Regions from separate parts of the Homo sapiens genome. Here region 1 is linked to region 2. A link is an interaction called in ENCODE POLR2A ChIA-PET data of the cell type or tissue named here. Cell type or tissue: Panc1. All regions are shown on one strand. Links, peaks and the distances in the headings refer to the core of each region. The heading gives the core; the rest is flanking DNA. Region 1 has its middle 45 kb from the start of RAP1B. Region 2 overlaps LINC02384 (long intergenic non-protein coding RNA 2384).

Region 1 (2,927 bases), core at 124-2,623, 130 kb after region 2:
TTCTCTTTCTTTCTTTTTTCTTTCTTTCTTTTCTTTCTTTCTTTCTCTCTTTCTCTCTTTTTCCTCTTTCTTTCTTTCTTTCTTTCTGTTTCAATTTCTCTGGCCTAATTGTTGGGTGAGACTCTCCTTGAATCTTACTTCACTCTTCTAAAAAACACAATTATTTCTAGGGAAAAATCATTTAAGTTCTCACATTTTTCCTTTGTATTTATTTACAAAGCCTCTCAGGTATCAAGAAAGAGTTACTTTTTATTTTTCTCTTTTTTTTTTTTTTTAGCCTCTGATCTTATTAAAAGGGAAGAAATATCTAAATAGTATTACAACAAATTACATAAATGTTAGCTTCAGCAAAGTAATGTTTTTAACTGTTCCCATCACCATCACCACCATCACTGAAAGCTGGTGAGAAAATCTACTGAAAGGGGTGAGATTTCAGTAGATCTCACACACACACTACAATATTACATCTGACCCCTTTCAGTAGGTTTTCTCACAACACAATGTAATATGCACACAATACAATGTAATATTCAAAAGATAATTGCAGGATTTATCCTAAAATATTAATTCATGGTGATATAATTCAGTAATAAAAATGCACATTTCAAGTCACAGAATGCATCCTATCACTGAAACTCTATGTATGACCGTATTTGGGGATGGCACATGTAAATCCAAATTTTACATCATTTGCAAATATAGCTACTCCTACCTACGATAAGACCTTATTCCCTTATTCACTAGCAAATATATATAGATATAGATATAGATATAAGATGTACTTTCTTTTAGAACAAGGAAGAAAAAGATAGATTTAGATACTGATTTCTCCTTTGATCATTCAAACCTCAGAAAAGGGATCTTGAGTCTGAATTTCTTTGAAAGCATCATCTCATCAGAAAGAATTTATTAAGTATGCAGTTATTTCTCCCATTCTGTCCAATCGAACAATTTAAGCCCTGAAAACAAAGGAAGAAGCCTTTCCCATGCCAGCCATATCAATGGCAGAGCATAAAAACACATTCATGTTATTCATTCATCTAATGTTACAATAGTAGCAACACAAAGATTTAATTTAATAACCTAACGGATCATCTTTCTTAAGTTATTAAAATACCATATAAGGATGGTTTAAACTGTCTATGAGGCAATTTTCTAAGAGGAAAAAGTTTGGCAGGCTTTTATGGCTCCAGATGATTTCTCATTCTAGCTCTAATGTCAGAGTTAACCTATCACCATATTTCTTTATCTGTTTACAAAATCTGTGGTTCATTTTTCCTCAATGTTTCAACTTTGCTAGAAATGCTGGGCAACAGGAAAGAATGAGGTCATGACTCACCAGCTTATTAGGTGACTCTTTGCAGTGACTATAAATGCTACCATCAGTCTCATTTTTATGGTGCTGATAAAGGAGGATAACCTGCATAAGGGAGTTAGTTAAATGACCCAAAATGTCATTGCTCAACACTGGAGATGCATTGATTTGTAGTCCTATAATTGAAAAACAGGATATGAAGTCTTTAGGGGCTGGCTGGTCAGCTGGTCAACCAAAGAGTATATCATTATAACAGCAGAAGGAAATGTCATACAGCTTTTCTCTAAGTGCATCATAGAATTTATTTTGCAAATGCTTTTCTTTTTCTTTTTTACTGGTTCATTTGCAGCTTTTATTTGCTTTTGCTTCTAGCTCAAACATGTTTTATGATGGTTCTTTCTGAAAATTATCTGTACTCCCTTCCAAAGAACAGTTTCTCTGCTTAGCAATATGAACAAACATTGTGAACACTTTGAAAAGCAACACAGTTAATGAGTTTACTGTTAATAGCACGATGAAATGCAAGAAGACTCTAGTTCTATGTATTTTCTTCTTGTGACATCATTTGACATCCTATGATCATACTGTTTCAAATAGTTATATAAAGCACAAAATGTAAAGAAAATACAGAAATTGGGATGTATAAGTATAGAAAACGAAATGTTTTGGAGAATCGAAATCTATCTTATTTTATCTTATTTTTTATTTTTATTTATTTATTTATTTTTGAGACAGAGTCTCATTCTGTCACCCAGGCTGGAGTGCAGTGGTGTGATCTCGGCTCACTGCAAGCTCCGTCTCCCGGGTTCACAGCATTCTCCTGCCTCAGCCTCCCTAGTAGCTGGGACTACAGGCACCCGCCACCACGCCCAGCTAATTTTGTTGTATTTTTAGTAGAGACGGGGTTTCACCATGTTAGCCAGGATGGTCTCAATCTCCTGACCTCATGATCCGCCAAAAGTGGATTTGGCCTCCCAAAGTGCCGGGATTACAGGCATGAGCTACCGCACCCAGCCAATCTATCTTTAGGGATTTAGGGAAATAAAAACATTGGTAAAATTACAAAAATGATGTCGAATCATGATTTAAGAGAGGTACTGGTCAGTGAAGCATTCTTCTGCATTTAATGATCATACCAACTACAAATATACCATGGGAAACATTTGATAGAATGAAGGTTCATTAGATTCTCTAATAAGAGGAGTAAAAGAATGTATATATAACTGCATTCAGACCTAAAAAGAAATAAACACATATTATTACATAGAAAATCACAGGATGAAAGGGTAAATTTGATTATCCTTGAAAATGAGAGACACCTTGATTTTTTTTTTTTTTTTTTTTGAGACAGAGTCTCACTCTGTCACCCATGCTGGAGTGTAGTGGCGCCATCTCAGCTCACTGCAGCCTCTATCTCCCAGATTCAAGTGATTCTTCTGTCTCAGCCTTCCTAGTAGCCGGGCATGTGTCACGACGCTCAGCTAATTTTTGTACTTTTAGTGGAAATGGGGTTTCACCATGGTGGCCAGGCTGGTCATGAACTCCTGACCTCAAGTGATCCACCCGCCTCGGCCTCCCAAAGTGCCGGGATTACAGGCATGAGCCACTGTGC
Region 2 (2,927 bases), core at 116-2,615:
TTTTTCCCCTATAACTGAAGGTAGAGAGGTAGGCAGTTGCTGGGAATGATTCAACTGCTCAGCAATGCCACCAGGATTCCAGGTTCTCTCTAGCTTTCAACTCTGCCTTTCTTAGCAAGTTGGCTCATTGCCTTGTGTTTCTAAGGTGGCTGCTATAGCTCCAGCCATAACATTTCTGTCTTAGGTCATAGACTTAAAACAGAAAGAAGCAGGGGCACGTCAAGAGCTTTAATCTAGCTATGTGTGTCTCATTTTATCAGGAAAGAAAAAAGCTTCCCAGAAGCCCCCAGCAGACTTCTGCTTACATCCCATTTGCTAGAACTGGATCACCGGACCTCTTAGCAGTGATGGAGACTGGGAACATGAGTATTTAATTGAATACATTGATACTCCAAGCAAAATTGCACTCTGTGGGCAAGCAAGAAGAGAGGAGAATGAATATTAGATATTCAGTTGCCCCGAGTGATAAAACTGACTTCAGAATGTTGATACAAGGGTTAAAGTAAGCTGATACATGCTTTAGGCTAACAGTGTTTGGCATGGAATTAAGTGTTCAATAGATTTTAGCTGTTGAAATTGCAATAATTCAGGCACAGAATATTCATCCTGGACTAGGACATGGAAGAGTGAATAATTTTGAGACTAAAGGACTTGAAAAGAAAGACAGATAAAATTATCAGTGGGAAAATAACTTTGGTTTTAATTGTTTTTTATTACCTTTCTTTCTCCTTTTGTCTTATAAGCACAGAAGTGGTCTGTTTATCACATCATCTTTTTTCTTTCTAATTATTTTATAATTGTGTATCTTTTGTTAGAATTTAAGTACTTTATTATTTTAAAAATCTAACTAAAGGAAATATAAACTTTGAGTTCTTTAATCTACTCAGTTGAAAAACCTCCTACAGTAACTTTAACTCTACATTCCAATTAGTAGCCTGCACAATTATATAATCATGTAATGCACAGCACTGTGACCTACTCTTCAGAAGATATTTGTTTTAGACATAGCTCGCCTATGTGAAGAAGTAGAAATATTGCCTCTGGTCATGCTAAAATTAATTGCAATATTTAAGTCATGTGACATTTAATGTTTCTAGAACTAGCAGGTAGCATAGCTCCCAGAAACCCAATTGCACATTGCCGAACGTGTCTCAAGGCACTTTCAGGTGGATCGGATAATGGGTGGAACCACCACATACTTTTCAACCATGAACAATGATTCAGGGGCCAGGATTTAGAAACCATGGGCAGCTATGTAATTGCATAGTGTTAGAAACAAGAGAGGTGAGTGGTGTGGAATATAGGTTTAAAAGAAAAGGAAGGTTCTGAGTGTATACTCAAAATAATTGAAAGCAGGGTCTCAAGGAGATATTTGTATACCCGTGTTCATAGCAGCACTATTCACAACAGCGAAAAGGTGGAAGCAGCCCAAGTGTCAATTGACAAATGAATGGAAAAGCAAATGTGATATATATGTACAATGAAATATTACTCACCCTTAAAAAGGAAGGAGATTTTGACATGATACATGCTACAACATGGATGAAACTGGAGGACATTAAGCTAACTGAAATAAGCAAATCACAAAAAGATACTGTATGATTCCACTGATGTGAGGTACCTGGAATAGTCAAATTCATAGAGACAGAAAGTAGAATAGTGGTAGCCAAGAGCTGGACAGTTATCGTTAATGAGCACAGAGTTTCAGTTGGGAAAAATGAAAAATTTCTGGAGGGGGATGACAGCAATGGGTAACAGCAATGTAAATGTAATTAATGCCACAGAACTGCACACTTAAAAATGATTACAATGGTAAATGTTATGAGTATTTTACCACAATAAAAAAAAATTTTTAAGGAAAAAAAAAAGAAAAAGAACTTGAATGTAACATCCCCACTTCACAAACTTAGCACCCCCGTCTTCCACTACCACCACAACCACCACCCACAAAGTCCTCTAAAAGTCTGCTTATTAAGGGGAAAAGAAGGAATCAAAATTGGGAAAGAGCCTTCCAAACTCTTCCAAGATCTGAGCAGCTTCTTTTAGTCATTCTGTTCTCTTTTTTATTTTTCACAATAAATATGGAGTGCTTTTTGTTTTTTGTTTTTTAGACAGAGTCTTGCTGTGTTGCCCAGGCTGGACTGCAGTGGCACGATCTTGGCTCACTGCAGCCTCCACTTCCCAGGTGCAAGTGATTCTCCTGCCCTAGCCTCCCAAGTAGCTGGGATTACAGGCGTACCATCAGATCCAGCCAATTTTTGTATTTTTAGTAAATATGGGGTTTCACCATGTTTGTCAGGCTGGTCTCGAACTCCTGGCCTCAGGCAATCTGCCTGCCTTGGCCTCCCAAAATGCTGGGATTACAGACATGAGCCACTGCACCTGGCCAATAAATATGTATTATATTTGTAATCAGGGGGAGGACAAGGAAAGAATATTATGGCAAAGGAAGAAGTGGCATAAATTCGTCTTCATCTCTGGCCTGAGGTCAAGGCAATTCTTCCCTCAGCCTCACGAGGCTTGAGTTTTTGCTCAGAAGCATGAAATATCATTACCTTTACCTTTCATAGCCCCAGTTTAGGATAAACTCTGGGTCAGCAGTTACATGACTGACCTGAAATGATTTCACTCTGCGGCTGGCAGCGCCAGACTCAGGAGTGACAAACTGAAGTAAATGACTGTGTGAGCAGCTTCTGGTGAGACCAAATAGAAGAACTGCAGCAGATAACTTACTCTTTTTCATTGTTTCTGATTAGATCTTTTCACATTTTGCTTTTGTTTTTGTTTTTTTCTTGGAAAAGACAAGGGTGTCTCATGGAGGCTTTAGGGAAATGGCTGAATTTTAAGGAAATCGAATTGGCTCCCATGATTATCTCAAAGGAGCTGTGGTCGTAAAAGTTAATTAAATTAGATTCATTTGCATATTC

Evidence for each region. ChIA-PET counts read pairs that join two places held together with the same protein. Peaks named below come from ENCODE experiments on the same cell type or tissue, not always from the same donor. Only the 100,000 strongest peaks of a DNase experiment are listed, where the experiment ranks them.
Region 1: POLR2A ChIA-PET joins it to region 2 with 11 read pairs; 3 of 35 experiments call an interaction of 5 or more read pairs at or near these places.

Annotation. Positions count from the first base shown.
Region 1 is chr12:68,564,305-68,567,231 of GRCh38, forward strand. No RefSeq gene overlaps it. Among named protein-coding and RNA genes, the nearest start is that of RAP1B, 45 kb to the right of the region's middle. In Panc1, for the core only: no CTCF peak of the experiment used is centred there; a DNase peak (open chromatin) is centred at 1,327; H3K27ac peaks cover 2,500 bases.
Region 2 is chr12:68,435,919-68,438,845 of GRCh38, forward strand. The region is part of intron 2 of LINC02384 (long intergenic non-protein coding RNA 2384); the gene reads right to left. Among named protein-coding and RNA genes, the nearest start is that of LINC02384, 14 kb to the right of the region's middle. In Panc1, for the core only: no CTCF peak of the experiment used is centred there; no DNase peak of the experiment used is centred there; H3K27ac peaks cover 2,500 bases.